3 separate regions of the Mus musculus genome follow, and regions 1 and 2 are each linked to region 3. The links are chromatin loops, found by intact Hi-C in ENCODE. Cell type or tissue: left cerebral cortex. All regions are shown on one strand. Links, peaks and the distances in the headings refer to the core of each region. The heading gives the core; the rest is flanking DNA.

The links. A loop is a pair of places that touch in the nucleus more often than their neighbours do. Peaks named below come from ENCODE experiments on the same cell type or tissue, not always from the same donor. Only the 100,000 strongest peaks of a DNase experiment are listed, where the experiment ranks them.
Region 1: it touches region 3 in a loop (3-fold over the local background); 3 of 42 quality-filtered maps call a loop at or near these places.
Region 2: it touches region 3 in a loop (5-fold over the local background); 2 of 42 quality-filtered maps call a loop at or near these places.

The regions. Positions count from the first base shown.
Region 1 is chr15:69,322,179-69,333,225 of GRCm38, forward strand. No RefSeq gene overlaps it. Among named protein-coding and RNA genes, the nearest start is that of 4930504C09Rik, 57 kb to the left of the region's middle. In left cerebral cortex, for the core only: a CTCF peak has its summit at 4,564; a DNase peak (open chromatin) is centred at 4,579.
Region 2 is chr15:69,916,268-69,927,314 of GRCm38, forward strand. It overlaps Gm19782 (predicted gene, 19782), which reads left to right and starts at 7,966. Exons shown (of 6, transcript NR_045071.1): 1 at 7,966-8,109. In left cerebral cortex, for the core only: a CTCF peak has its summit at 6,128 (motif pointing left); DNase peaks (open chromatin) are centred at 6,081, 7,144 and 7,828; H3K27ac peaks cover 177 bases.
Region 3 is chr15:68,422,905-68,433,951 of GRCm38, forward strand. No RefSeq gene overlaps it. Among named protein-coding and RNA genes, the nearest start is that of Mir30d, 87 kb to the left of the region's middle. In left cerebral cortex, for the core only: CTCF peaks have their summits at 5,690, 6,239 (motif pointing right) and 8,614; DNase peaks (open chromatin) are centred at 5,712, 6,205 and 8,548; H3K27ac peaks cover 1,327 bases.

The DNA of each region.
Region 1 (11,047 bases), core at 1,395-9,394, 900 kb after region 3:
AGACAGAAGCTACAGCTACAGCTTCAGCTTCCAGTACAAGCTCGTCTATAGAAAGCGTTCAAAGGACATTTGCCAAAATAACAAATGACCTTTTATCTTCAGAATGAAGTCTAGGTTCTTCTGCACAACATTTAAGAAACTTTCAAAACCTGCCTTTAACATTTTGTACTCTCTATTTCCTCCCTTTCCCTGACAACTGCCTAGCAACCGTATTGAAGCTATCATCATGTCCAAAGCAGACATGGGCTCTTATTCTTTGTGCTCTTACTGAAGGTGCTAAACCTTTAAGGCACATCTTTACTGTCATTTCTGGGACGCCCTCCCCAGCCAAGCAACTGCTGAGGAATGGATTTAATAACAAACACTTATGGAGTGACTACACTATGTCAGGAAGAGCACAATGGGGCAGGAAGAGTGCTTTTAGGTGGGAGGACCTGAGGGTGGAACAAAGGAAGGAGGGCACAGTACAGTAGCCTGAGGGCAGCCAAGTCAGTCTCAGAACCCCTGCCTGTGGTATTTCTCAAGAAGAAAGGGTGAGCTTGTGGGATAGAGGATCGATAGATCTAAAAGCCAGCTGTTCCATTCAATGAGGACTACCCAGTCCTAGTTTCTCTCTGTGATTTCTTTGGACTCCAACAGTAGCAACTGTTGTGTGTTTCCTCTGTGGTCCATTCTGTCTCTAACCTCTGTGCATGGCTGGTACTCCACCTCTTTTGTTGCTGGGAACGCCTCCTCCGTAGCTGCTGTGGCAACTTTTACCAGATGTTAAAAGATTAGCTGAGGAATCCTCTTTAGGACATTTAGCTTTGCTGAGGACACTCTGCCTCCTACATGCACCTGTCGCGGCTCTTACCGCTCACAATCATTTATCTATAATTCACATTTCCCCTTTATCTAACAGTTAGATGAGAGTTTTATTGAAAATGACTGCACTATAGCACCAGAGCCTTTAAGAGTAGAGTTTTGGTTGGAGTGGGAGATAGGGGTTGGCTAACTTCCCCAGATAATGTCATTTACACTGAAAAATTTTTTCTCTTGGTTCTCAGTTCCCTAAGACAAGGGACTCTTTCCTAATTATCACAAGCTTAGCTGAGTGACTTCCTTTTGGGAGATAGACAATTTCTGACTGTTAACTGATTTATTTTAAATTCAGTGCTCCAAATGGCGAACCAGGCCAGATTGTCTTAACTCCCCCTATCTGCCTTGCACAGACTCTTCAGCTCTCTATCCAGATCCATTGGGGTACCTCACAATTCTCACTTTCCACAGCTGTATTTGCATTCCATGTTTATCCTGTCTTAGTTTAGACCATCCTTTGGATTTATCTCTTGTATCTGTGATATTGTATCAAGTGATTTATTTCTTAAATTTGTTGTCTATTAATGGTCTTATGCCACCACAATATAAAGAGTATTAGTACACAGATTCTTATCAATTTTGTCAATAGGTAAATTAATATTTAGGTTACGTAGAATGGTGCCTGGAACTTAATAAATGCTCAGAAAATATTTAGTGAATGAATGAATGAATGAATTTCCTGATACACATATATTTTGTCCACTTTCTACTCTTGAATTTAATTCATTAATTCCTGCTCTCTCCCATGTTGATTTATTTCTGCCAAATATTTCAATCATAACATTATCTGCTCATCAGCTACCTTGCTGGATGCCCCAGTCTCTTGCTAGATCACTGTCGCAGACATACCTAGGACTCATTCCTCCACAAAATATCATTGGCTGGCCATTCCTAATCTCTGAGTGGTTAGGAAAGTATTGCTGGTTTTTCAAGATAATTTTGGTGAAAGCTCAGTTCTTAGCCCTGATTTATTGCAAGGCACGCCAAGGAAGCCTCTACTTCTCACTTGAAAAATAGGGAGCTCCCCTGGGAAATCAGGATGGCGTGCACTGGAGTCATTGCCACAGATGTCCCTTATCACCATGTCTTCCTAAATGGTTGTCATTTGGACAGCCAGTTGGGGGAGAGTTGCTTGGCTTTAGAGGCTTTCTGGCTTATTAACAAGCTACTTGGCTGAATCTTTTTACCTCGAGGTCACTGGTTTGCAAATAGCCCAGATTCCTGGTGATAAAAAGTGCTTCTGTTTGACAGATGGGCTATATAGCATGTCTGAAAAATGATGTGTTTTCAGGATAGAGAAGGGACTAGGGAAGAATTGCTTCTTTTTCTTATATGGAAAAGACTCACAGCATCCTGCCCTTTCCTTTCCTTTGGGCATGATCTCTGAGGCAGGAGGCAGGACTCAGCCACTTTGAGAGGTGGCCTCACAGCAAAAATTATGGTAGATCTAAGAGCGTATGTACATGATGGAGATACTAAGAAAATCTGAAACACAGGGTGGGAGGCAGGTGGTATCACAGGAGGATGATAAATAGGAGGAGACACCAGATTGGGCTTCATGGGTCTATATATTTATATCGTTTCTGACTGCTTGCAGATTCCTGGGGCAGTGAAAAAGCTAAATTTCAGATACTACTTTCATAAACTTTTTAAACAGAAATAATACTGCCTTCTCTGTCAGTTCTGACCCTCAAGGAAGCTAGTTGCATGTGAGCTGTGAAAGGCTAGAGAAATAGAAACTAGTTTGCCCACTAACTGAGCTCCTTCCTTTTTGTTTAAGGGCTATTTTTCCTCATTTAACCTGAATTTTACATTAAAACAAACCAGCTCTCTTCTCCTTGAGTTGGACAGAATAGAGAGGTTTGAACTCTGAAGTAATCTCTTGTCTAGCTGATGGTGGTCACAAAACCCCCACCTACACATGATTCATTTGCTCCTGATGCTGTACACTCAAATGGAACAGAGCCTGTACACGTGTAACTGGCTGGAACATGGAAGAAGTGGGTTGCCTTCCACTCCCTTTGGAGTCTAAAGAATATGGTTTTCCCCATCTGCACCAGGATTTATGCTGAAGAGGAAACTAGGAACAGATAGGGAAAATCAAGCACCCTTGAGTCAAATGGAAGAAGAGACCATACTACAGTGTTCTACTGAACTTATTTTCTTCCCAGCAGACCTAGCAAACTTAAGAATCTCTCTGCAGTCACATTCAATTCAGCTCAGTTCGATTCAATTCAATTCAATTCAATTCAATTCAATTCAATTCAATTCATTCAATTATTAAAAAATATTAAGTATCATCTCGTATCTGTTAGTTAATGTTTTACTACTGGGGAATGAGGAGCCAGGATGACCTAGTCAAGATTGCTACATTTGTATAGAAATAATAGAAAAATAGCAAAGGATTGTCTTGGCATAGCTGTACATGTTACATGAAATAGAACATTTATTGGGAGGGCTATACTCAGCACCAATGACCTTAAAACTCTTAAGAAACAGCAATTTTATTAACTTTATTCTTTGACATTTTCATGAATGTATTTAATGCTTTCTGGTTATGCTTACCATCACCTTTTCTTCTTCTCTGCTTATCCATGTCAGCTCTCATAATTCAAAGGAATTTCTTCTACAAAACATGTGGGTTGTACAAATTTAATTTCCAAGAATACTTTTCATGATATTTATCTTAATAAGAAAGCAGATAACTAACTAATTAAGAAGACTTATTTAAACTAATCCATAGCATATCCTTTGCCTTGTATATTATGGTTAATATCATGCATTGTGACCTTAATCTCATACCAAAAATGACGTTGCTCTGGGGATGGGCAGATAGTTAAGCAGGTAGGAGTGCTTGATTCACAACAGAAAATTAAAACCTCCAACATCCATGTGCAAAGCCCAACCTGGATGTCTGACTCTGTAACCCAAGCACTGTGGAAGTGGGATGGGCAGTAATAAGAAGGCTAATGGGACTGACTGGCCCAGCATGCCTACAGATTCAGTTAGAGACTTTGTCTTCACAATAGAATAAAGCAGAGAATGGTAAAGCAGGACACCAGATATCCTCCTATATCTTCTGCGTATATTCAGGGGTACATTCTCTCATACACACATGCATGTCCACTACACACATGTATATTATTGGAAGTTTATGTAAAAAGATAAATTTAGAAGAAAGTATTAAGACACATTAGCTCTAAGTAGGTTGCATTGTCTTTCTTGGGCTATGGTAGGTACTTGGGTTTGGATCCTGAGCCGCTTTTCTGAAGTAGAAATAAAGATGACCTTGCAGGGTCATTGTGAATTTTAAATGAAGCAATGTATATTAAAGTGTATGTAGCAAACAACAGTACTTGGTCCAGAATTAGAATTTAATAATGATGTGTTTATCTACATTATATTCTAATGTGCTTATAATTAATATGTATTACTTCATTAATCAGAAGTCCAATCAATATTACAAAAAGAAGTGGGAGGTAGGAGAAGGCAGGCTAGCTCTCTGACAAAGAAGATATCAAGTGCCAGTACTGCATGTCTGCTCCACCACTGGTTAATAAATATTAGCTTAACAATAAAGTGATATCAATGAATTGTTGCAACAAGTTTAATTTTTCTTCATAAGGGTCTTGAGAGGAGACATTTGCCTAAACCCCAAAGTCCTCATGTCTTGGAGTGATTAGGATTAGAGGACAGAGCTCCACCCAGTGGATGATCACACTTCTTCAGCAGAAGTACTGTCTTGGGTAGTGGTGATTTCCAGCCATATTGGAGGTCATCTAGTGCAAAGTAGGAGCTCACCTCTCTATTAGCTTGTAAAAGAGTTCCTGTATGGATTGAAAGTTGACTGTCTCTAACCTCTTAGGCTGTAAGTACATGAAGGATAGAAAACCTTTCTTCCCTCTTCATGTCTTCCTAAGATCTACAACAAAAACAACTGTTCCTTCTCAAATTTCAAATGAGATGCTAAATTTTGTACCTTTCATCCTTTCCCAGCCCCACCCACAGAGGCATGATGACATTATAGAGCCCCAATGGTCTGTGATGCAGTACTTGGTACCAGAGAGGGTTCCCCAGAAATCTTGATGAGTACTGAAGGAAAGAAACCACCTAAGCTTCACGATGAGAAGCTTCACATTAACATTTGACCACATGTCTCAGAGGAGACATTTTATAAACTCTTTCTATGTGTTTTGTCACCTGTCAATAGGAATGGGAATCACCTATCTTGGCCTCGGTAGAAGAAGGAAGTGAAGACCAACTAAGAATTATGTCTGCTATACACACAAATAATTGTTTTTTTCTCTACATCACCTATGCTTTATTTTTTGTGCTTGACCACAATATTCATCATTAAGTTTTCTTGTCTTTTACTTATCTATTCCATTTTCCTGAAAAAAATATTTTAATACCTGAGTTTTTTAAAATTTTGTAAATGTCCTTATGCCTTGTCAGTTAGATATTATGCAAACCCAAAGCAAGTTTGCATAGTACAGGGTTGAAATAGAAAGAAGGAAAGCCTTGCTTCCTATTCTTCCCCTCTCTAGAACTTTTCTCCAACCCCCACTATGGTCCACTTCTTTCTATATTCCGTGATGCTTCAGATACTTTCTGTTATAGACTCAGATCTCCAGGTTCAAAGCTATGATCCACAAACAGGTGAGGACATGCTGCCTTTGTCTTTCTCCATCTGGTTTACCTCGCTTATTATTTCTAAGTTCCATTTACCTGTAAATTTTATAGCTTATTTTTTTTGTGAGTCTTGGACACATGCACATAAGAACAATGATAAATGGACTCAGAAGAGATCATGAAGTTTGGAGGGAGAGTGGATATCTGGAGGAATTGGAAAAGAGGGAGGAGGGGGTGAGATCTGCATATGAATAATTCACATAGGAAGTTCTCAAAAGGAGTCAATTTTAAAAAGAAAAAATATAAAAGGAAAAATTACTCTTGGGGTGAAGTCAATGTTTGAAGCACATGTTGTGTGAAAGCTGAGACTGAGACCAATGGGGAAGTTTTGTTTTTGTTTTTGTTTTTTTAAAGATTCATTTTCTTTATGTATATGAGTGCTCTAACTGCATGTATGCCTGTGTGCCAGAATAGGCATCAGATCCCACAACAGATGGTTGTGAGCCACCATGTGGTTTCTGGGAACTGAACTCAGGACCTCCAGAAGACCAGTCTGCTCTTAACCATTGAACCATCTCTCCAGCCCCGAGGAACTTTCTTAGAAGGTAGTGATAAGAAGAAATGAAACCTGTAGCACCTCCATGTTTCATTGCCAAGTGCTATTTTTTGACCCATTTTCCTTTAATTAAGAAGAGAAACTATGACATACAATTTAGAACTAGGTTCTATTTTTAAATTTCTGCTTTGAAAACAGACAAAAATCTGTACTGTTTTTATATGTTATTATTTGGATGAATAGTCAAAAACTAAATTTGTTGGTCTTTGGATGTCAGACAGAGGCGAAATGGCCTTTCTCTGTGCTGGCCAGCTCCATCATTTTGGATGGTGGGGAGTATTCTTGCAGGAAACCAAATAGGATCTGGCCAGATGTGTTGGCAAAGGGTGGCTGGAAGGCTTCTTTATTAAAATAAATTATAGTGGTTGAGACATCCTAGGAACTGATGACTTGATGGCAGAGGAAAGGAGCAGGTCAGTGTGTTGTGCAGGCCAATGTCTTATTGTGGGGAACACAAAAGATGCAGCTCCCCCCTCTCAGAGCTTCAGAAAAGACAGAAAACATGTCCTCACCATCATCATGCAGGCTAAGGCATGGACAAAGAATGTATTTGGTCCTGGGCGTTGGACCAAGCAGCAATTTGATTATGATTTGGTAGGCACTAAGACTCCAAAGTAATTTCAATCCTGCCCCAATCACAAGTGAGGGTGAAGTCATAAAATAAAAGAACTGGAATGGCAACCATTCTAAACCCTTCATTTTATAGAACCAGACAAATGGGCATATAGGAAGAGGAGCTGGAGTGAACTGTCTTATATTGGGATTTCTGTTTGCTTTCTGGTCATGTGGCTTTGGGAAAGTTCTCTCAGTGTCCCTGGGCCCTAATATGTTCCTGAGTGCTATGATCTTTTAACTGTCTCCTTGACAGTACTTAAGAGCCTTGACCTCTGGATATAAAATACTGAGCAGGCCATCTGGCACAGAAGATCCATGGCATATATTATGGCAGGAGCAGCATGTCCAGGGACCTACAACTGGGAACTATGACTCACTGGCATGGGTTGGGTAACCTGGAGAGAGAAAGAGAGAGAAAAAGAGAGAGAGGAAGAGAGAGAGAGAGAGAGAGAGAGAGAGAGAGAGGGAGAGAGAGAGAGAGAGAGAGAAAGAAGAAGAAGAAGAAGAAGAAGAAGAAGAAGAAGAAGAAGAAGAAGAAGAAGAAGAAGAAGAAGAAGAGGAGGAGGAGGAGGAGGAGGAGGAGGAGGAGGAGGAGGAGGAGGAGGAGGAGGAGGAGGAGGAGGAGGAGGAGGAGGAGGAGGAGGAGAAAAGGGTATGGCTAAGAAAAAGAAGGATATCATAGTATCTTTAATCATTGGGCCATTGGGCCAGGAAGGGCACTAGGATGTTCCTTCTAAGCTAAGAAAAGTAACCCCCCCCCATATCTTCCTAGAACAGCTTGCTGGGAAGGGAAGAACTGTTTCCTACCATTGCCTCCACACCCCACTCTGTGCTCAGGTTGGTTGTAGCTTTAGTGTAGGCCCTTTCAGAGTGGAGTTAGGGGTTGCTTTGAAACTTAGTCCTGCCTTAAAGCTGGAAGACTTAAGTGGTGTGTCAGGGTTTTAACCATTTATTAGGAAAGTATATCTGAGAAAAAATGAACTTTTTATTTCTAATAATTAGCTGCCTTGCTCATTCCTGATGAGTTTCCTAAATCTATAGTTCCTTAACATCAACCAGGAGTTCATTCATTTAACAACTTACTCAGCTTACTGAATTAGCATATATGTTAATGGTTTTATATATAATGGTAGGCCCAGACAGAACTATTAACTTGCTCCAGCTGAGTTGATTTGTGCTATGAAAGAGTAAGCTCTAGCCACCATGGACATGAGGGACCATTTCTGATTGCCCAAGGAACTTAGGAGGACAACAGAAGAGGCATACAAAGAGCACAAACCCCAAGGAGTTACCAAGTGGCTTTTGAACAAGATTCTTCAGGTGTAAAGTTCTTGGATAAAGCTCCCAAGGTTGGAAACTTATAGCACTGTGAGATTCAAAAGTTTATTAAACTGGAGTGTGTATTGATAGGATACAAGAGAGATTATAAATCTAATTCATGAGAATTCAGGAGACAGGCAGGTACAGTAGGCTGTGCATGATGTCTTTGGAATTGTTCATCTTGATAAGCAAAGGAAACATGATGTTTTCCTATGTGTAAGAATATCTGTTTATGTTTAAATGACAAACAGAAGTGAGATACACTGTAGTGTCAATGTTCAGAATAAGCAGCAGGGAATGGACTAATTGAGCTGATAGCTTTATGGAGAAAATGACTCAACTACTCTATGTCTTGATTTTCTTACCTGTGAGGTAGAAATAATGGAAATTTCCAACGTGTAGGGTTTCTTGGAGAAATTAATAAGAGTTATATAAATCACGAGGAAAATGAATGTAAATTCATATGACTGCTTTGGTGGTGTTATATCATCATTACCATCATCATAATCATCAATATTATTTGTACATATTTAGTACAAAGAAAGATCAAGTAGATGGATCTTGAGATAATAAATTCTACAGTGATGAATGTTGTATAGGGGTTTGCCTCTCTGTCATGGGGTACCCAGAGGGGTAAGGGGAAAGGCCAGAATGGCGAGTCCACAGCCAGTATTTCCCACTGGTGGTCAGATACCATTACATTCCAGACTGGGATGGGAGCAGTGGAGTATACCACCAGGAGAGGAAGTTAGGTATGGGACTGGGGTGTCTATGTTTCCCCTCCAGACATCTACTTGCCAAGCAGGAATGGGAAGGTAGAGCCTGAGATGAACAGAATCAGCTCCAATTTGGAGTGAGTGCTGAGGATTAGAGGGGCAGAGGAGAAAAACCTTACTCAGAAGTCTTAGGCATGGCTCTTTTAAGTGATACCTTTCCTGTGGAGATCATTAATGAAGAAGATGTCTGAGACAATTATTGCTTGTTCATATTTCTTTATTTGGTAGAAGATGTAAAGGCATATACTTATTCAAGGAGAAGGAATGCCCACAGAAAGAGAAGGTCCTTGTCTGAAGGCTTAGGATATGAAAAGGCATCATTAGTATGGGAAAGCATTTCAAGAATCTCTGATGTTAGCTGGATGGGTTATTATTTGGAGAAAGGAAGTTGAACCTGCAGTCTTTTTTTTATTTCATTTTTAAAAATATTTTTTATTTTATTGAATATTTTCTTTATTTACATTTCAAATGTTATCCCCTTTCCTGGTTTCCCCTGTGAAAACCCCCTCTGCCTATCCCCTCCTCACTTCCCCTGCTCACCAGTCCATCTACTCCCTTTTCCTGGCCCTAGCATTCCCCAACACAGGGGCATAGATCCTTCACAGGTCCAAGGGCCTCTTCTCCCATTGATGTCCAACTACGCCATCCTCTGCTACATATGCAGCTGGAGTCATGAGTCCTACCATGTGTACTCTTTGGTTGGCAATTTAGTCCCTGGGAGCTCTGGTGGTACTAATTAGATCATATTGTTGTTCCTCCTATGGAGGTATAAACCTCTTCAACTCCTTGGGTCCTTTCTCTAGCTCCTGTCAGAAAGAACTTGTTGGCATCAACATTAGTGTCTGGGTTCAATGGTTGTATATGGGATGGATCCCCAGGTGGGGCAGTCTCTGGATGGTCATTCCTTCAGTCTCTGCTCCACACTTTGTCTCTGTAACTCCTTCCATGGGTGTTTTGTTCTCCCTTCTAAGAAGGATTGAAGTATCTATACTTTGGTCTTCCTTCTTCTTGAGTTTCATGTGGTTTATGAATTGTATCTTGCGTATTCTGAGCTTCTGGGCTAATATCCACTTTTCAGTGAGTGCATACCATGAGTATTCTTTTGTGATTGGGTTACCTCACTCAGGATGATATCCTCCAGGTCCATCCATTTGTCTACGAATTTCATAATTTCATTGTTTTTAATAGCTGCATCATATGCCATTGTGTGAATGTGCCACATTTTCTGTATCCATTCATCTATTGAGGGACATCTGGATTCTTTCCAGTTTTTGGCTATTATAAATAAGACTGCTATGAACATAGTGGAGCATGTGTCCTTATTACAAGTTGAAACATCTTCTGGGTATATGCCCAGGAGTGGTATTTCTGGGTCCTCTGGTAGTACTATGCCCAATTTTCTGAGGAACCACCAAACTGATTTCCAGAGTGTTTGTACCAGCTTGCAAACCCACCAACAATGGAAGACTGTCCCTCTTTCTACACATCCTTACCAGCATTTGCTGTCACATGAGTTTTTGATCTTAGCCATTGTGACTGGTGTGAAGTGGAATCTCAAGGTTGTTTTGATTTGCATTCCCTGATGACTAAGGATGTTGAACATTTTATTTTATTTTATTTTATTTTATTTTATTTTATTTTATTTTATTTTATTTTATTGGTGCTTCTTATACCCATTCAGTATCCCTCAATTAAGAATTCTTTGTTTAGCTCTCTTCCCCATTTTTAATAGGGTTATTTGGTTCTCTGGAGTGTAAGTTCTTGAGTCCTTTGTATATATTGGATATTAGCTCCCTAACGGATGTGGGATTGATAAAGATCTTTTCCTAATCTGTTGGTTGCCTTTTTGTCTTATTGATGAACTTCAAGTCTCTGAAGAAAGAAATTGAAGAAGACCTCAGAAGATGGAAAGATCTCCCATGCTCATGGATCTGCAGGATTAATATAGTAAAAATGGTTACTTTTCAAAAGCAAACTACAGATTCAATGCAATCCCCATCATAATTCCAAGTCAATTCTTCATAGATTTAGAAAGAGCAATTTCCAAATTCATCTGGAATAACAGAAAACTCAGGATAACCATGGCTTTAGCTGCAAATGTAGCAGAGGATGGCCTAGTTGGTCATCAATGGGAGGAGAGGCCCTTGGTCCTGTGAAGGTTATATGCCCCAGTATAGGGGAATGCTAGGGCCAGGAAGTGAGAGTGGGTGGGTTTGTGAGCAGGGGGAAG
Region 2 (11,047 bases), core at 1,880-9,879, 1.5 Mb after region 3:
GGAATTTTTCCCCTGTACCCATATCTTCAAGGCTTTTCCCCACTTTCTCCTCTATAAGTTTCAGTGTCTCTGGTTTTAAGTGAAGTTCCTTCATACATGTTTTGAATGCATTCATAGATTATATAAGATATATTTGATTTTCTGACTTAGATACTTTGAAGTATGAATTTCCTTCTTAGGACTCTTTTTATTAATTTTATACCATGACTTTGATATACTGTGCTTTCATTATATATTTAACCTAAGATTTTAAAAAAGAGTCCTCTTTATTTCTTTGTGAATCAGTTCTTCATTCAGGGTTGTGTTGTTTAATCTCCATAAATTTGTATAAAATCTTTGTTTTCTCTTCAGCTGATTTGTAGTATTATTTCCTTGTGAGGATATATTATTGTTGGCATAGTTTCAACATTCTTATACTACTGTATGATCCATTATAGAGAAAGTTGAATGGGCTGTTCAGGAAAATGTATATTCTGAAGTAAATGGATGTTAAGTATATTTGGCCAATGATATAATTCAGTTATTTTGGCATTGTAGAGTAAGATATGTATCTTATAATTTTTATTGTTGTCTTATTATTATTTAATGTTTGTCTTTATCTTATTACACTAGTTCCTCAACCTTGTCTTCCATTCAGACATTCTGTCTTCATCCTGATCCATTCTAATGATCAGACTTATTATAAGACTTTTAATTTAACTGATAGCTTTCATATACACTATATTAAATTAGGTTACTTCAACATTTTTATATTTGTTGAATTCATATATACATACATACATACATACATACATAAACACACACAATCTCTATATTCTTTTCAATACCCAGTGTTTTTATGGGATTGTTGCGTATGTTCTCTGGTTCTATGCTTTCTCTTGGGCTCCGTTTTCCTTTTTTTTTTTTTTTTGTTTTACCTTGTCCAACTTTGGTGTGGTGGTTTAAATAAGGAAATTAATGAATAGATGAATGAACAAGATCTTAATTGCTACTGCTATAGTTTCTAATTGATTTTTCCTTTAGACCTACTGGGAAAGGAAGAATCAGTTTCCCGATGATACTGGGTAGAGTATAAGCCACTCCAAGGCAGGGCCAGGTTCAGGAGTGGTTGACCAACATATAATGGACTCCACAATTGTGTGTGTGTGTGTGTATGTGTGTGTATGTATGTGTGTGTGTGTGTGTGTGTGTGTGTGTGTGTGTGTGTGAAAGAGAGAGAGAGAGAGAGAGAGAGAGAGAGAGAGAGAGAGCTTTTATTTGAGTATAATTTGGTATGTTTTTATTTGCTTGTTAATTTATTTGTTTAAGGGCAGTGTTTAATTTTTTTTATGTGCCCTCCCCTTGGTTGTGTTGCTTTTTATTAGGTTTTAGTTTCTTTCTTTTTTTTTTTTTCTTTGTTTTGTTTTGTTCTTTTTTTTTTTGAGGAAAAATTTGAAGTTGAGTGGGGAGGATCAAGGAAAGAATTTGAAAGGATTTAGCAGAGGGGATGATATGATCAGAATATACTTAAACATAAAAATTGTGTAAATATAAAGAATATAATAAAAAACAAAACCCCACACATTTACACACATACAAAACAAACACATAAACCACCACCACCAACAACAACAATAACAACAACAACTGAACAGTGGCTTCTTTGTCTATTCACACTTTGGTTTATAAGATTAGAATTTGGAGGAAAATAGTGCTGGGAAAGAGAGATATATAAATTTCAGAAAAAAATGAAGTTGTTAGAATAACTTGGAGGAAAATTAGGAATGCAGTTAGGATTCTCAGAATATAGACATTGTCAAATGTAAAAAAGTTATAATTTAGTAGCAAAAAAAAAACAAGAAAGAGAGAGGGAGAGAGAGGGGGGAGGGAGGGAGGGAGGGAGAGAGAGAGAGAGAGAGAGAGAGAGAGAGAGAAGGAAAGAAAGAAAGAAAGAAAGAAAGAAAGAAAAGAAAGAAAGAAAGGAAGGAAGGAAGGAAGGAAGGAAGGAAGGAAGGAAGGAAGGAAGGAAGGAAGAAAAAGATATAAGAATGTAAAAACCAGGGAAAGAGACACAAAAATAGTATAGATGAAGAAACATACACAACAACCCAAAAACCTAATATTTGTTTGTGAGTTTGTGTGTATAATCATTAAAAGATATATTATCTATCTAAGAGTAGGCATTAAATAATTAGAGAAAGAATATTTATGTAGTGAATTGCTGGTGCAACTACAGTAAGTCTAAACAGGAGTTCTCGTATTCCTTTCACCCTGCCATGCTCTACTTTAGGCTGTGTACAGTAACTGCAATATTGCTCTCTTCAGTCTGGTGTCAGAGCTGTGTGTGATTCTCTGTGGGAACTGGAAGTTGTATCGCCTTCCGTGGTAGTTACTTTACACTCATCTTTCTCTCTGAGGTTTTTGAGCATTCTGACAATCAACAAAAGTAGAAGTGTGTTGATAGTAATAATAAGTATGTGTCTATGGTTTGTTAATTATTATTACCATTATTCTCAATCTATAGTATCATGGATTAAATTCAGAGTCTAGCACATGAGAGTCAAGCACTATGCCGCTAAGCTATACCTCCAGTAATATATTATTGGTAATTTTCATCACAAACTGAGAAAGTTTCATTTGCTCTGCATTGATTTTAAGCAAGCAATATGCTAATATATTTACTGAATAGTTTGTGAGTGGTTTTCAGTCTTATGAGTAGGGAGAGTAGTAGAAATTATAGCAATATAATTCATGGAGAAATCAGCACATGTTACATACTGTTTGAAATTAAGTACTTTAGAATTGATTCACTTTGGGAAAAATGAATAAATTTAGGTAATTACACAAAGCCATGTAATCTTTTCTAGGTGAAATCAAGAATGAGTCTAGAATGACTGACTCATGTGTCTTTCTTCTTAATAGCACCAGGAAGAGGCAGACAAAACCCCATTGTGTGAATATGGCATGAAGAATAAGAAATAAATAGTCAAACAGTGTGTTAGTAAGGAACACATGTGCTCCATGGGCAGGTAATTTTTAAGTGGCAGAGAATGGGATGCTATTAGGGCAAGGGAAAGGACACCTAAAGATTGAACCATCCCATTATTCAACTGGGTTCTCCCTTCCTCTTAAAGGAAACAGCTACACTAGGATTTGGAAGATTATGACATTTTAAAACCAGGGAGAAATTTGTGTATGTGTCTCCATCGTGGTGAAATTGGTGAGGCTCCCTAGGAGCCCTGGGAAAGAGCTTTGTTCTGGGAACTGGTATTTTATTGGTATTTGTTTTTAGATGATGTGATATGCTCTATAACATGCATCATTAGACAATTATAAGATGCTGTGAGAAGTGTACTACATGCTTACACAGGCTAACAGGGCTATGTTGCTAAGTAACAGGTCGCACCCTATGACAATACCTTCATAGATATAGTTCTTTTTGACGTCATAATTGTTAAAACACTTAGGAAGCTGCAGGTGGAACATACTATAGAGAAAAGGTTGTCATTTGGGACAGCAGTTGGTACTATGTGGCATGGGCCTAGCATTGCATGTTGCGAATTTGAACTAGGGTAAGAGCAGAGTAGATGAGATAAATACATAAATGCGATGATACTTAAAGATTGCCATCTTGTGTTTAACTCAACTTTATGAGGTAGTAACTGGGGCACAGAGTGACTTAGAATTTTAATGAAAATTTCATTCAATGTTCTGTTACAAACCTGTGCCAAAATCTGAATTTCTGACTGCCCAGTTCTAAATCCTACACATTGCACCTTTTAACATTCCTGGGAGAAAAGAAAGTTTTTATAGAATCTCACGAAACACCAAGGCTTCTTTGGATGACCACAACAACCAGCTAAGTAAAGTAGATAAGAAACAACATAAAAACGTTCTGCATTTCTGAGAAATGCCTGATAAAGCCCAACTCATAGACAATGGATATTGGTGTAATAGGGGTACAATGACCAGGCACAACAGATTGTCTTCTGTGCTAATGCACAAGGAGATAGAATGGCCTTAATTACAGGTATAGGTGGGGGTTCATGGCCAGATCTGGAAGTCCTAAAGTGGTACTGAAGACCTAAAAGATTTCTGGTGAGCCACTGGTCTTGAGCTCACAAAATAAGTCTGAAGAAAGTGGGTTCTGCTATTACTAAAGGAATGTAGCCATAATGGCAGCAACATCAACAGTAACAAGAGCAGAGTAGATAGAACCATCAACCAGGAAGATGAAAGTGACTAGCAAGACACAAATGCAAAGAGACAGAAATCAAAATTGTTATCTAGGACACACTGTCATATAGCTGTCCATGGAAACTGTTGCCCACATTTGTGTTGCTTCTTCCTATCTCAAATAACCTGATCAAGAAAATTTCCCATAAGTGTGTCTAGCATGTTATCTCTTACTTGAGTTCAGATCCAGGCAAGCAGACAAGCAAGAATAATCATCACAGTGAGATTGAAGCATGTTTGTGCATTGAAAACCCATGCTGTTTCGCTTCAAGGGAACCTTTTGGGAGGTAGCATTTGGTTACACTTGTTTAATGAAAAAGGTGACAGGGGCCTAAAGAAATTTAGTGTTCCACCTCAGGTGTCTCCTGGGGAATTAATCTCCTACACCTTAGAGTTCATAAACTATTTATTTAACATTCTGCAAGCTTTAATTTTTTGTGGCTGATTTTGAGAAAAGCAAGGGTCATTGCCAAGGTGACAACAGTGAAAGTCACAGCCTACAAGAAAGCCTACTAGAGGCTCTTAGACTTGGAGATGTTATGTACCATCATTTAGAGATTTTGACCTGTGAAGTGAAATAATCGTCTGTATTGGTTTATCTTCTCCTCTTCCTCCAAAATGGACTCAGCAATTCAAAAGAATCTATAAAAGACTAACCTGTGCAGTTTGTATTCACAATGTAAAGGTGGAAAAGAAGAGCCAGGAAAAGACAACAGGCTTCCCTTTTGTCTTGTAGATACTGGATTCGTTGGCAACATTGGCATTCTGTTTGTTGGCAGCTTTCATTTTGTTCTAAAGAGTTATGAAATATGGACACTCTTTCTTCTCTTTGTGCTTTTGGTTGTTCATCTCTAAGACAATGCAAAAGGAATTCATATCTACTTGCTTTAAAATATTTATTTGTAATTATGTATATGTTAATGTGTCTATATGTAGGTGTGTGCTTATGTGTGCAGTTGTGCATGGAGAACAGAGGCATCAGGCTCTTGGAAGATCAGTTCTATATAGTATTGAGCCACAGCTGTGGATGCTAAGAACTAAACTTGGATATTTTGCAAGAATAATATTTGCTCTTGACCACTAAGCCATTCTTCAGGTCTCAGTATATTGTTTTCAAAGGACTAACTATATGATATAATAAAGAGTTATCACAAACTTAGAACCAATGAATTCATAACAATTAAAATACACTATATGCTATAAGTAACAGGTATATATTCAGGTATAATAGAGTTCTCCTATAGATAATATAAACCTACCCCTCATATTCTATCTCACAATAATAATTACAGCCACCAAGTGATCCAATCCTAAGGACTGGTATCTAGCCCAAGTTTGATTAATGCTCAGGGTACATAGAGGTGATTTCTTTAATAGAATGATTCCCTATTGAGAGACTTATCATTTGAACTACTATAATATCATCTCCAATGGGCCTCTGACTCAAACCTGTATTACTACAATTCTCTTTCCACACATTTGTCAAATGAATAATTTAAAACAAATATCCAATACTGTGTCAGCTCTGTTTGAAAATTCTTCAATGATTCCCTATAGTTTTATGAAGAAAAATTTCAGCTCCCTGCCTTAATATTAGGAGCCATCATAATTTGAAAGATTTAGTGGGTATCAAGCAAGAATCAAGAAACATCCTCTACCACTCCCCATACCGTGAGTATGGTTCTTGGCAGATGAGGTGATTTAAGATTCACTGAAAGCAGTGCCTGGATACAAATCTCACTTTCAATCATTTGCCCTCTTATTTAAAAATGCTTGCTCCAAGCTGGAGAAATGGCTGAGCAGTTGAGAGTACTGTCTGCTCTTTCGGAGGAACCCGGTTCAATTCTGAGCATGTACAGGGCAGTTCCCAACCATAATTACAGTTCTAGGGTATCTGATGCCCTCTTCTGGCCTCCATGGGCACCAAATATATACTTGCCTCACATACATCTATATTTAAAATAAAATGCAAAACACCATACACATTTTAAAAATATAACAAAATGACAAATTTAAAATCATTGCACCCTATCCCTCACCTCCTATAACTAGCCATATTTTTACCTTTTGATTAAAATCTATCGCAAATACCTTCCATTTCGAAAGCATTCCTTTTGTGATGCACTGCTTCCAGATCTACATGTACCTTTTCTGTCTTGATTTCTTCCTGTATTCAAACAGTTTGCTTCTGCTACAGAAGTCACTGAAGATGACTATCATTCTTAACAATTCATTATCTTAACATGTTCTACAATAGTGTTATTAAAAATGTTGTCTATCCTTTTATAACCTCAATGACTAGTACTATGTTACAGAAGACAGAAGGAATGTAGCAAATATTTAGGATCAAGAAGAGGGTGGGAGATGTGGCTCAATGTGTGATGTGTGTAAGAGTAGGATCCTGAATTTGAATTCCCATACCATGCAAGTGTCATCAGTTTTTATGCAGAGTCATAACTACTTAAGTGTCTGACATTGAGAAAAGTGACAAAAAGTAGATGCTGGAAAATTTCTTGAAAGAGTGGAATTTTCTGAGCTCATTTGATTCTGAACTTCCCATGACTATAATTTAAGATATCAACTTTTATGCTTTATGAGTCATCTGTCTGGTGACACTGATTATCAGTGACTAATAAGTGTTGACTTGAGTGTTTGTAGTTCCTATGGGGTACCACAATAAGTAGCTGGTGATGCCCCAGAACCATGTGATCCCAGGAATATGAACACATGGAAAACCAATCTTCTCAAGGACCCCACAGTTCCATCAGAGTGCTGATCTGCTTTTCTGAGCCATTGATGTGTTTTATTAACTATGAAACTGTTGAATTTTGGAGACATCTTTGTTAGAAAAAAGTCAAGGTGCTAATATACCAAAGCCCAGATTGCAAGGATTTCTTCCAAGTCTCTAGGACGTGGGACCATATTTGCATGGGTCTGTGATTTGGCAGGATGCCAAACTACACTACTGCAAAGGCTCTGTTCACATTTCTTCTTGAAACCATATTTTCTGCGTTGACTAACTGGCAGCTTTGGATTGCCTCAGGCTGATAATGGGCAACTGAGCTGTTAGACCAGGTGGCATTTATTTATTTATTTTACAAAGGGAAGGGAGGGGAAGAAGGCAGGATGCAAATTGGAAAGTCCATTTTTAGTTATAGAACAGAAAAATAAAGGAGAAAAAGAAATTGATTTTTAAGAAGTTCCAGATGTTATATGCTTTTTATTTGCAAAGCCATGTCTAAAAAAGGGAGTTCCATTACAAACAGAAAAAAAAAAAAAAGGAAGAGAAAGAAGCAAGGAACCACAAAATCGACAGGATGATGTTTAGTTGAATTTGCTTGTTACAGCTTGCATTCATAGTGAATAAGGACAGTTTTCTTTTAAAAATGGAGAAAAAATTCACACCATTTACATATGAATAATTACCTTCATACTGTGTCTACATGAGGCAAACAGAACTGCCTCAGCTGCTGAAGTTCCACAGTGTTGTGTCTTAATCACCGAGCCCACCTTGCTTGTTCCAGGAGCCATCTGCGAGGCTCTATTGTGTTCTGCTTTCTTCAGCTGTTTCCTTTGGTCCAAAGCAGGACTTTAATTAGCATCCATTAACACACTGCCAAGAGCATCTTCCATCAGCCTTTTATATCGCTTTAGATGGAGAAGAAATTATGATTCCTGAAATGAATTGTGTTTTGTCTGTGTGCCAGAATTCTACAGACATCACAATCTAGTATGCCGAGTCTCTTCTTTGGGTCTCTAAAGCTTTGATTTGCAATATTCTAACGAACTGGCATACTTGCTCTAGTGAACCAATTTAGGGAACAGGAATCAAAGTTCTGTTCTTGACATGTAGGATTTCAGGTTTCTGGCCTATTCCATATGGACACCTACCAGGTATCACAATTGCTTTTTCTAGAAATAATTTAATGCATGTGTATTTGTGTGTGTGTGTGTGTGTATGTGTGTGTTTGTGTGTGTGTGTGTGTGTGTGTGTGTGTATGTGTGTGCCCATGTGTGCAAGTATCCATGGAGTACAATATGCTCTTAGCTGCTAAGCTAACTCTGAATGTCCCCTCAATTGGTTCTTGAAAGAAAGTCTATCAGCCTTCCTAAACTTCATGTAGTCACTCCCAGATATGGTGTTTCCAATGACTTTCTATGGGAAGACATTGATGCCAATAGCTTGCTACATTGAGCAATAAGGCTAGCTTTCCAGTATGGGTCTTCATTTAGTATCAGTTCCAATGTTGTCCCTGACTTTATGGTTCTGGCAGAATGATTTTCTATTTCTTGTTTCAGTGTCTTTGACAGAAGACTGATAGATGCTATCTTCTGATAATTTTGTTTGCCAAACTTTTAAAAAGCAACATGAAAATCCCTAACAAGTCAGGAAGGTAAATTTGGTATTCTGAACCTATTCCTACTTTGCCAATAAGATTTGGAGGACATATAGCTAGGTGGCAGGATTTTTTTTTGTCTTTTTTTTTTATTATTTCTAGATATTATCTTCTATTGGGTAGTGGTAAGATCAAGTTGCTTATTGTATACAGATGTCAAATACTCAAGTCAGTGACCAAAATATGAAGAATAACAACAAAAAATAATTTTTAAGTAAGATGGTTCTGAGAAAGAGAGAGACCCAGGAAATCAGAAGATAAAGACAATAGAAGATAAGATAAAAGGGTTTGGGATTGGGAGATCACACAAAACCTATATCTTATGTCAAACAAGTCTGTTTAAGAAGTACAGCATCTTATATACTTTTTACAGGGAAAAAATGAGACAAAGTCAGCAGAAATCATCATACAATGGGACAGAGTCAACATGAAGCTAATCAACAGTGTTGCACGAGAACATAGGGTATCTCAAAAAACTCTACAGACATGGCTCACAGCTGTCAATGAACTGATAACTGTAGCCCTATGCAGTGGGAAAACTTGGGTTCTCAGGCCCTAAACTTGCACCTTTCCCAAAGCACTGGTTCCAGGTCATCTCTGTCTCTGCCAAACATATTTCTTGTTTTAAATAAGCAAGTTTGTTCCTTCTCTCACTACATCAGGTCCTTAGCAAAAAGCCCTGGCTATCCTGGAACTCATTCTGTAGACCAGGGTGGCCTCAAACTCAGAAATTTGCCTGCCTATGCCTCCCACGTGCTGGGATTAAAGGCATGCACCAACACTGCTCAGCAGTTGAAACTGTTTTAGACACAATAAAAACAACAATGACAGGAGGAAAAGGTCTCTACACTTATAGCACTGAAATGCAAAAGAGATGAATATGCAAAGATTGATGCACTTAAAATGATATTAATGTAATTTAATAATGTATTTAAACTGTCCTTTTCTGAACAAAGGAAGTTCAATATTTTTAAAAAATTGGAAAGCAGAAGAGCATTTAAATATATCATTATATTAAAAAAATAAAAATATTAGAAAATGGATAAAAATGTTATATTCCTTCTCTATTTAAGGAGTACAAAATCTAAGGAGCCCCAATGTTAATAACTTTTAATTCATCATTGACATTAGGGTATGACCTACAGCTTAAGTGATAAATGGTCATTTACTTTCCTGCAGTAATGAGAAATATAGCTGTCAAAGTTAAATAATGTAATATATTCTTTAAAGCTGTGTAAACTTAGTAAAATGGTAACTTTTAATCTGAGAAGGAAGACAATAAGGACAGGCATTGAAATAAGGGATCCTAAAGAGAACTTCAATTTCCAAACATTACAGGGAATCCTCAAAATTTGATGGTAAGCTCATATTACATAATAAAACATATACGTATGTCACTGAAAAAATCAAGCTGGTGTCAAGTAGAATCTTCAGTAGTGACTTGTGTTTGTAGAGTTGGAAGGTGCTTCATATGTTACAAGAGGAGAAAAGTAACCAGCGGCGAACCTTGGGAGTTACAATAGTGACCTGCTTGGCAAGATATACTGTTGCAATAGTGGTACAAATTTTATAGGGTTAACCAAAAAGCTTCTGAAAAAAATATTATTTAAGGCAAAATCCATTAAATGGAACACACATTTGACACTGTTAATGAGGCAGACAACTTGAAAGTATATAGGACATGGGCCCTAGCTGAAAGCCTACTACTGTGATTTTGAATATAGGAATAAACACTCTTTTGAATATACTGCTATAGCCATAGATCAGAGCAGTATTCAACCCTCATCAGAGAAGCCTCTTTTTTTAAGTAAACAATGGACAGAATGCAAGAGATCTTGGAACACTCAGTCTTCGGGAGATATCTTTGCGAAACCACTTCTCTCTAGGTTTGGGAATCTAGGTGGAAGAAGAGGAAGAAAGGTTGGAAGAACCAGAGATAATGAATTACTCCAAGGAAACAGTCCCTTTCTGACCCAGCAAGGCTGATATCCATATGAACTCAATAGAGACCATGACAACAAGCTAAATACCTTCACAGTTTCAAGCCAGCCAAAAATCCCAGCATAGAAAAGGCTACTGGAAAAAAAAAGTACCATCCCTAAACAACAAGATATTTTCAATTGACACCTACTGGAAGATGGAAAATTATTTTCCTTCAATGGAATGATACTACATATATCAGCCACACTTCAGGGCAGGTCTTGTACTTAGGAGTATTTCATCTTATTTGGATGCTGTTTGGGAATTTTGGTTTGGTGCTTGTTGTTTCTGCTTTTGAAAGAGAAAGAGCATGAAGTCTGCTGGATAATTAATTGGTAGTGTCTGGGAGAAGTTGATAAAAGTAAAAAAGTGAACTATATATATATATATATATATATATATATATATAAAATATTATTTTAAAAATTAATGAAAGCTATATGTGCTACCGTTTA
Region 3 (11,047 bases), core at 968-8,967:
AGTATTCCCAGAGCTCTCTGGGACTAAACCACCAACCAAAGAGCACACATGGTGGTACTCATGGCTCTAGCTGCATATGTCGGTCATCAATGGGAGGAGAGGCCTTTGGTCCTGTTTTATACCCCAGTATAGGGGAATGCCAGGGCCAGGAAGCAGAGTGGGTGGGCTGGAGAGTGGTGGGTGGTGAGGAGGGGATAAGGGAATTTCAGAGGGGAAACTAGGAAAGGGGATAACATTTGAAATGTAAATAAAGAAAATATCTAATCAAAAATAAAAAAGAAGCCACGTGTTTCATATCAGGACAATAAGAAAGTTAGCCTCGAAGGTATCTAAGTAATTGATGAGACCTCATATATTACAGGGCCTAAATAGAGAGTCTGAAAGGGTAAACTCTTTTGACTTTGCCATACTCATTTGGGCTGGGGAAGTTGTTACCTCAGATGTGTTTCATCGTGTTCAGTGGCCAGGCAACACAGAAACCTTTGCAGTTATGCTACAAATGGACTCAGTTCCTGCTCAAACCCTGCTGTTAGTTATCCACGTGATGCTTAGTTTGTAGTCATGTATAACTTATGAGTCCTGAGATCATGGACCACGTTTCCAAGGCAGGTTTGGGTGGCCAGGCAATATACGTTAGGGTCAGGATCCTATATGCAGCACTTGAGAGAAACATGTGAAGCTGTGAGGGTGATACTGAAGATGCAACGAAGATGTCAGAAATTCAGTGATGTTAAAAACAAGAAATGTCTTCAAAAGAGCCTCAGACATTGAGCAGTCATCCCAAGAGAAGTCACGTGAGCTATGACTGTCAACGATGTGACACTGGGGATGCTCAAATTCTTGAGAACTTCTATTATGCTATTGTATGCCTTAGATAACAGGCGTGAATCCAAAGGATTCGGCGTTCACCCTCCTGGGTTTTGGTCTTGTATTGGCACTGTCTTTGCCACACTCTATTCCTCTTGTTTAGAATGAGAATTAATCCCCTGTGCCACTGTATGTCAGTACTGTTAACTTAATAAAAGAAATTGTAGGACTTAAACGCTAAGGGCTTGCTTTGTGTCTCAGAGCAGACTTTAAACCCGAACTTTTGAACAGCATTGGGACTGTTAAGGCTTTGGAGACTCTTGGAAAAAGGGTAATTGCATTTTGCTTTATTAGATGGACATGAGCCTTCAAGAGTCATGGCAGAAAAGTTATGATTTTAGTCGATGTGTCTGGGTATCAAGTCGACAAGAAGTGGACTGGTAATAGTTACGCTTGTCAACTTGATTAGCTTGTCAAGTGCTTATGCATCTAGTGAGATACACCTCTGTATATGTCAAAGTACTTTCAGAAGTGTTAAATAAATGGAGACAACTTTTCCTGAATGTGGGTCACACCATTTCCTAGGCTGGAAGCCTGTGTGGAAAAAGAATGGGGAAAGAAAAGAAACAAGCCAGATGACACGTGGAGTTTTGTGTGTTACCATGATGTGAGCTGTTCAGGTTTACTGTACCTTCAGGCCATGATGGACTGAAATCTCTGAGTGTGTAAGCTCCACTAACCTTTCTTCTTTTGTTATTTTCCTAGTGACTCCGTGACAGTAGCTAAAGGCCAACACACAGTCCTATCTCTCTCAAGCCTTCTTTGCTCCTGCCTCCAGCTAGATCATTCTTTTATATAAAAAAGTATCAGTTCTTGGAGAGTTCTACACAGTGTATTTTGATCTTCATTCCTCTCCCCAAATGCTTTGCAGATCCACCCCGTCACTACTCACCCACATTTGTGTCCTTAAAGTTTCAGACCAATTTATGCTGCTCAAATATTCTTTGGATATACAGCCTTCCATTGGAGTGTCATTGACTTACCCAGTGTTACACATTTAAAGAAAGTGATCTCTTTCTCTCCCAGCATCTTTGCCAATAGCTATTTAGCTAGGTTTGGAGTTTTGTGCTCAAGTTATATATCCATGGGATTTAGACTGTCTTGAGGATACACAGGTTTTGTGCATGCTGTGAGTTCATATGTACAGATGTGCCTTAATTAGGGTTTTACTGCTGTAAACAGACACCATGACCAAGGCAACTCTTATAAGGACAGCATTTAATTAAGACTGACTTACAGGTTCATTTCATCATCATCAAGGTGAAAGCATGACAGTGCCAGGCAGGCATGGCACAGGAGGAACTGGGAATTCTTGTTCTGAAGGCAAACAGGAGAAGACTGCAAACCTTAGGCAGCTAGGAGGAAACTCTCAAAGCACACCCTCACAGTGACACACTTCCTCCAACAAGGTCACAGCTACTCCAACAATCCACACCTCTAAAAGTGCCACTCCCTGCGCCATGCATATTCAATCCACCAGAGATGCCCTACTCTTGTTTACAAGAAGTTGTTTCTTGTAGTCATCCAGCATCTCTTGCTCTCACACTCTTTCTGATTCCCCATCCATAATGATCCCTGAACCTTTTGAAGAGGGGATCTGGTATATATGTTACCTTTAGGGCTGAGCTTTTTTCAGTCTCTTATTTTCTGCATATTGGTCAGTTGTGGGTCTCTGTGTTATCTACCACTTCTGTGAGGTAGCTCCTTTTGGAAAGCAGGGGACCATGAACACACGTTAAAGGTAAAGAACTCAAAGGAGAGGAAACAGAGGCATGTCCAACTAGGAGTCACAGGTCTCTGCTTCTAAATACCCCTTGATTCTGGCTGATGTCAGAAAGACCCACTGATCACAAGATGGGCCATATACTGTGGGAAGTGCAGGGCACTGGGGATCAATGAGACATGCTGTTTCTCCCAGAGCTGATAGTTTATCACTCTCATCATCATGTATATGTGTGATGTGTGTGTTTAAGACATCTGTGGAACTCAGAGACAATTTCACTCCTCTTTGGTTCTCGTCTTCCATATGGGTTCTGAGCATCATACTTGGGTCCTCAGGCTTGCACAACAAGGATCCCACTGAAATTCTTCCTGACCTTGCATATCCATACCTTACTCCATTATGCAACTTAAGTTCATCCAGCAGTCAGGAAGTAGCTTTTGGGATTTCCATGATTCACTCCTAGAGATAAGGAAACTGAGACATGAGGCAGTAAAAGAAGTTGTTGAAGGCCATTTTTAGAACCTGGAGGTCCTGAAATTCAGAGATAGGACATCCACCTGGTATCTGTTACTTTTTAGGAAGGTTATTCTCTTTTTCTCTTTTTTCCTTTTTTTTATTAGAGATTTTCTTTATTTACATTTCAAATGTTATCCCCTTTCCTGATTTCCCCTTTGAAAACTACCTATCCCCTCCCCCTCCCCCTGCTCACCAACTCACCCACTTCAGCTTCCTGGCCCTGGCATTCCCTTATACTGGGGCATAGAACCTTTACAGGACCAAAGGCCTCTCCTCCCACTGATGACCGACTAGGCCATCCTCTGCTACATATGCAGATAGAGCCACAAGTCCCACCATGTGTTTTCTTTGGTTGGTGGTTTAGTCCCAGGGAGCTCTGGAGGGTACTGGTTAGTTCATATTGTTGTTACTCCTATGGGTCTGCAAACCCCTTCAGCTCCTTGGGTACTTTCTCTGGCTCCTTCATTGGAGACCTTGTGCTCCATCCAATGGATGGCTATGAGCATCCACTTCTGTGTTTGTCAGGCACTGGTAGAGCCTCAGGAGACAGCTATATCAGGCTCCTGTCAGCAAAATCTTGTTGGTATCTGCAATAGTGTCTGGGTTTGGTGGTTGTTTATGGGATGGATCCCCAGGTGGGGCAGTCTCTGGGTCGTCATTCCTTCAGTCTCTGCTCCACACTTTGTCTCTGCAACTCCTTCCATGGGTATTTTGTTCCCCCTTCTAAGAAGGATCGAATTAGGAAGATTATTCTTAAAGAGATGTGGAACTATGACTCCCTCCCAGAAGTCATAGTTGCCTTCCATTGTTCCTCAGTTACGTATAAGGTGTTAGCAGAATCCTCAGGCCCCAAATTGATCTTCTCTCAGTATACTTGTTGTGTGTTGTGTGTAGTTTGTCTCTAGATATAAATGCTGAGAGGTGCTGAGACTTTAAGAGGTAGGGTGGGCACTAATCTAGTCATGTGAGATCTCGTCTACCAGGAGTCCAGCAGTAATCCTTTATGGAGTGATGACTCAGTCAACTCCTACCAGGTACCACCTTTTAAGACATCTATCACCTTTAAATTCTGTTACATGGAGAAGTAAGTATCAGCGAAACTTTGGGGGGGGTGATTAATCGTGTTCTAACCATAGTTCAGCCTAGCCTACCTACCTTAGGCAGGGATTCTTTCCTAAACAAAATGTGGGAATTTCTGGTCACTCTCTTCCAAAGGCTTGTTCATATTTTTGTGAATACATATCACTCCTTGGCTTCTTGTGCACAGGAAGGATACTTGTTGATTTCCCCAAGTGACATTACAATGCCACCAAATAGTCCAGTTATATCTTTCCTCCAATGAAGAGGGACCATTTGCAGAAAGGAAAAGCCTTGCTTCATTCAAACTAGATTTCACTCCACACAGACCAGCATTTAGACAGCCTCTAGTTTTACAGGCCAGCAGGATTTCTTAGACTGAAAACTCTGACATTATTTTAAACTTCAGATTTTGATTGGGTGGATCTGGGAGAGGCCTCAGACATGCTTGTCTAATAAGTTCCTGGTGAGGATGTTGCAGCCTGCTCTCATACCACACTTTGGAAGCAGGTTCTGGATACTCAAGAAGAAATCTGGCCAGGTCTGAGTTCCTAGTTCTTAGTGTTAGTCTCTTAGGAAGCAATGGTTGGTGGGTAAATTTGTCATTGGCTACATTAAATAATTTATTCATCCTAGTTATCTGTTGACAGACACCACCGGCTGAGATGTTAGTATCTGATGATCAATGTGGTTTACATTAGTTCTAACAACCACCATGTGCAAAACTTATCATCATTGCTCCAACATGGCAGAGGAGAAAACCCACAGTCAGAGAGACAGAACAATTATTTTAGCAGTGATGCCAGCATGTATGCCCATTAGCCTGGGGCTTGACCATCTGTGTCATTCAGATGCTATGGAAGGGGTACTGGTTAAGCCCCTGGGTTTCTTGTCAACTTGTAGAGCAGCTTTGAATACTCAGTGGTTGCTTCATGATCCCCTTCTTTCATTGATGAGATGGCTACGTTTTTATGTCAATGCTACAAGTTTTTTGTTTGTTTAGGTAGAAGATTATAATTTTCTTAAAAGCACGGACTCCAGCTGACCTGGAGAGAAGGACCTCACAACTGAGATGCTTGCTTGAGAGCATGGTTTTGTCACATTAGGAAAACTTAAATTGCATGCAGCACTGCTGGAAAGTATAAACATGTTTTTTTTATGTGACACACCTCTCTGTTTCTGTATTTCTGTCTTTCTTTCTGTCTCTGTCTCTCTCCTTCTCCCTATTTTCACACACAAAGTGGAATTGCCAAAGCCTTGTTGATTGTGAACTGCCAAGTATCCCTGTCATTGTGACTCTTTTTTCTTGAACTCCATCAGATTCTTCTTCAAATACTTATCTCAACCTTTTGCAACATTCTGCCCATCTATCCCTGTGGCTGAAATGGGGCAGGACTACTGAGACATTTGTGGAACTGTTAGGCTTGGGAAACACGGGACTTTTCTCTATTTCCCTTCTCTGTTTTCATCCTGTGACAATGAAGAATGAAGTTGTCATTTCTGACTTTGCCACTAGGCTGTGCTATTGGTCTGTTCTTTGGTCCCTTGTCGCCTCCATCGGCTCTGTGGAAATGTATTATTCAAAGTGGGGTGGTAGCTACCAATAGTTAGACTTGCTATATAGAATGCTGCAGATAGATAGTCACCAGTGAACAGGATGTAGGAAAACCTTAGTTGCACCCCTACTCACCTATACTTGTGCTTATGTGTGTCCTTTCAGAATGAAGCTCCACCTTGGCTGCACTTTGAAGGACACAGATTCATTGTGAAAACCTACAGTTTGTTCTCAACTGTTTCAAAAGGATGTATCATTTTGGCTCTGTGCATCAGTGTAAACGGATCCCTCTAGGGAGATGTGCACCTATTTCCAGGCTCAGTTGAAGGAATGAGGAAGTTTGGGGTATGGGGGCAACAGTGGGTGGCAGAACTGATGCTGCTGGGCTGAGCTTGATAGAGGATGAAAATAGCCTCCAAGTCTGCACCTAGCTTCCTTGTTGCCCAAGACAAAGCCTTCCTTGGGCCTGTTGCTCTATGATTACCTCTAGGCGGCAGCAAGCCTACAGGAAAGCATACAGGAGAGACCAAGACCAGAAAAGGGATTCTAGCTGGTGCAGCTTAAGTTTCGAACACTTAGGGTGGTTGTGTGGCCTTATACATGGCTTGCTTCCTGACCAAAGGACTTCACTTTCTTTTGCAATGGAGAGGGTAATAATAGCTGCTCTGTTGGGGTGTCTGAGGGATATTCACATAATGTGGTATGTGCATCAAGTGTAGGCATTGAGGGGGCTAGGGAAACAGCATCTTATTTTGCTTTGTAGCCTTAGGCAAATCTTATAACCTCTTTGGGTCAGAAACCAGCTTGTTAAAAAAAAAAAAACAACGCTGGGGGTTTGGGGCTTTGTTTCATCGTGAGGGTTTGAGTCCAATTCTTAGAACCTACACACACACACACACACACACACACACACACACACACACTCACTCACTCACTCATACTCACATACACATGCACACGTGTGCACGTGAAATTTGGTGGTGTGTTCAGCTTTGGGCAGGCAGATACTTGGGACTTGATGACTACCCAGTCTATCCTAGGCTAATCAGCCCTAGATCATTTAGAAATTCAAAAAACAAGGTGTATAGCTTGAGGAATAGTACTCAAGGCTAACCTTTGTATGCCATACATATCTACACATATGTACACATATGCACACATGTATGTAGACATATGCATACACACACAAATCCAACTAAGATTGAAGGAGAAGATGCTTGTCTGAATCTGTTTCAGCTGCTATATCCAAATATGTGAGTAACTGGCCAATGATAGAAACTTTCCCCTCAGTCCTCTGCAGTCTGGAAGTCTGAGGTCAAGTAGCAGCTTGTTCCATGTCTAGAGAGGCTCACCCTAACCCTGTGGATTGTAGAAACCCTGTGACTTGTCGACAGTCCCTCTTGCTGCATCAGTACCTGGAGAAGGGAAGAATAGCTCCACACACCACTCCTTTAAGGTCACTCAGCATGTTTAAAAGGGCTGTGCTCTCTCGGCTGAATCACCTCCTCAAAGCCTCACCTTCTGCTCCCATGACATTGGCAATTAGGTCTCAACATGCAAGTTTAGGAGATATAAAACACCCAGATCCCAGCTGTGAGTAAGGTCTTTCCCCTTCTGCACTTTGACCATGCCTGTGCTTTCTACCTTCACAGACTTGACCTGGAAAATAATCAGAAAAACTAAAGACTTTGGAGGGAACGACATGAATGGGCAATTAGAATGACCTAGATTATTTGTGCAGCGTAGTTCACACTTCACTAGGGGACAAGAATGCCCATGCTATCTTCCTTTCCCAGTCAGCTCCTGAGTTATGCTGCAGACCACAGATAGCCCTTCCACAGACCCACGGGTGATTCCAAATCCTTTCAGCTCCACATCTGCTCATTGATTCTCAATGGGCAAAAATTATATTGTTCCCCTATTTATTTTGGAGTTATTTTTCTCTGGTCTTCCTGCTGCTGGAGTGGTTTACAGATAACACTTTCTATTACTGTACATGTTTGCCTCTCCATAAAGCAGGGATCTGTAACGGAACTGTCCATGGTACCTGCCACTTGGTAATGATTCCGGAGGAGATTCTGAGATGAATGCATGGGGAAAGAGAGTAGATGGGACAAGGAAGGAATAAATGAAAGAATGAATGAGACATCTGTAATCATAAAACCTCAAGCCCCACAGCAGCATTGTGCATGGGGACAGACCGTGGAAGTGTGGCACACACTGGGCTGCCTCCTCCACCATGGCAGACCAAAGCAATCCCTTTTATGCTGTCCAAGCAATTGCTGTCAAGGTCATGCATTTGTGATCTCACACTCAGTCTTTTATTTTTTTCTTTTGATATTGTGTGTGTTCAAATATATAGACTTCATGTTCTCTTTTATTTTCCTCGAAGGTGAAACTTTTGCTTTTTTTCATCTATAAAGATGTTTTTAAAATCCCATCTTGAGGCTTTAAAGATTTCTCTCCCAGCAGCTAGATACAGATATATAAAATCCACCCACATTACAAATGAAAATGATTGATACACATCAAAAAAGTTATCTGCATTGGATAATAAAACTTAGCTCAAGTCTCTCTTTAAAACCCTCACTCCATGAATTTAACTGAAAAGGCAGATTTCTTAGAAATTCAGCACTAAGGAATTTAAGTGCTTGGAAAGTTGGTAGTGCCAAGGGAAAACACATTTTAAAATATTTATTTATTTTATTTTATGTGCATGTATGTATGCCTGGGTGTATGTCTGAGTATCAGGTGCATGCAGGAGCCTGCAGAAATCAGAAATGTCGAATCTCTTGGGAGCTGGAATTACAGACGATTATGAGTCACTGTGTGGGTGAACCCACATCCTCTTCAGTGCAGTAAGTGCTCTTAACCACTGAGCCATCTTTCCAGCTCCAAATTCAAATTGTTGTTAATGGTCCTGGAATTTTATATAGAATGTACCCTTTAATTCTTCCATGTGACAAAGCAATTAGCATTAGTCTTAATATAGAGTGGGGGCATCTGAAATTCTGTTATGTTAAGAAATTACATGCATATACATTGGTGGTATCGATCCCAGCAATGTTTCTTCTAATGCAGGCCTGTAGAATTACAACTTCAGGCAATATATGTGTCCTGTGGTCATAGGATTTGATTACTTATTGCACAAGGCTGAGTGCTAGAGTGTCTTCTTCAGAGGACATGAGTTAGAATCCTAGCTTTTCCACTTATTAGCTTGTGAGGCTTTGGACAAATACATGTCTTGGTTTCCTTGCTTGTAGAACGGGCATTCTAATACTGCCTTCTTTGTAGGATTGCTTTGAAGATGAAGTGACTATTAATCCTTAGAAGCATACCTGAGCAATAGCAGGTATTCAGCAAAGGTTAACTCAGTTGTTGTGTGTTGTGGGGGATTAGAACTCAGTTGCTGGGTGTTGTGGGGGATTCGAATTGTTGTGACTTCCCACCTTTGCTTGTCAATAAGGTCTTTCTAGCCTAACTCTACTTTTAAAATCACCTTGCTATGAATTTAAAAAGCACCCCATCTAAGTCACCTTGTTTCAGCCTTCCAGAAATTGCTTAATAAATATTCAAATTTTTGATGACTCTGAACAGCCCTCCCAGAGTGTTCTTGTATGAAAATACCATGTGGAGACCCTGGATCTGTTTTGAACCAGAGAACATTTTCCATTATCTAGAGGCCAGAAGGGGCCAGAAGTCTTTGATAAATGATCTCCCTAGCTCCAAATAAAAGTGGCCCAAGGATGACAACCCAGACCTTTCCAGGCAGGATTGGGGAGCAGAGGCTGACACATTGTAGGGGGAAGGACCATAGCCCTGTCCTGGGAAAGGAGAATTGGAGTTCTTGAGTCCCTAGAAGGAAAGGATTTGGGTGATACCAAAGCAAAGAGTCTTTGAGGTGAGAAATGGCAGGAATGGGCTGGCTGAGCCTCCATCTATCACGTTGCAGGCCACAGCAGACACTTCTATGGAAAAATTCTCAGCACACAGAAGGAATATGTGGTTCTGCAAAACCCAGCCTTCTAATGGACTTCATAGTATTATACAGGGAGGATGTTTAGCTGCCATCATGGTAATTAGAAAACAGATCATGCCCCATGTTTCATATCACGCACACTCTAGTGTCTCAGTAGCATGACCTTAGGGGTTCAGTAAGAGTCAAAATCTTTCCCCACCACGTTCTTGACCTTAGAAAATTAGTTTCTTCACAATCACATGTAGATGCTAACATTCTTACCCAAAATGTTGTGAAGATTAAATGAGTTAAAGTTGGGGACCACATCTGACCTTAAGTGCTCAACAGACACTGAGTGTTTGTATCACAAGAGAGTCGCCTCCGTTCTTCATCTCAGAATAGGCTCAGCACCTCTCTTGGCTGATGAGGTGAGATGGACCCAATTTGATTTTAAAATAGCAGCATGACTGGCTGTCTTAGCCATTGTTCTGTTGCTGAGAAGAGGTTATACCATCACCAAAGTCACACTTATAACATAAAACAATTAATTGAGGGCTTGCTTACAGATTCAGAGTACATTTTAATCATGGTGGGGAGTATGGCATTGGATTCAAGTGCAGAAAAAAGATAAAGACAGAAAAACAGAGACAGAGAGAAAGACAGACAGACACGCACACTAACACACATCAACACACACACACATACACACACACACACACACACACACACACACACACAGGCAAGATATGGGGCTTGACATACATGGACTTTTGAAACCTTAAAGCCCACCCCCAGTGGCTTCAACAAGGTCATCCCTACTCCAACAAGGTCACATCTTCTAATCCTTGTAATCCTTTCGAACAGGTCCACTCCCTGGTGACTAGGCATTCAACTATATGAACCTGTGGGGGCCATTCTTATTCAAACCATCACAATGGCATTTCTTGAATTGCAGTGATAGTGAGCAGCCCAGTTCTTCTGGCTGTACAGTTCTTCTCATTATTGTGGGTGTGCACTGCATATCGACAGGCTCAGGGTTTCAGTCTTTGCCCTGATTATGATACTGCCACGGAGTACTTAATACTCAGACTTCTCCCTTACTCTGCTCTGTCAACGGTTGATTAAGATGGAATCCCTTCAGCATCCATCTCTGTATTTCCTGCTACCTTGGAATGCGGTTCTCTAGAGTATTTCCATGTTACAGGTATTCTGGCTAATCATCATGGGAACGAGGGAGAAGTGAAAGCATAGCAGAGGGCAAATTAACTCTGTAAAGTGATGTCAGCCGTGTTCTTAGCTTGCGATTCTTGCTTCTGTTTCTGGGAGGTTCAGAGATCCTGTTTCTTTTCTG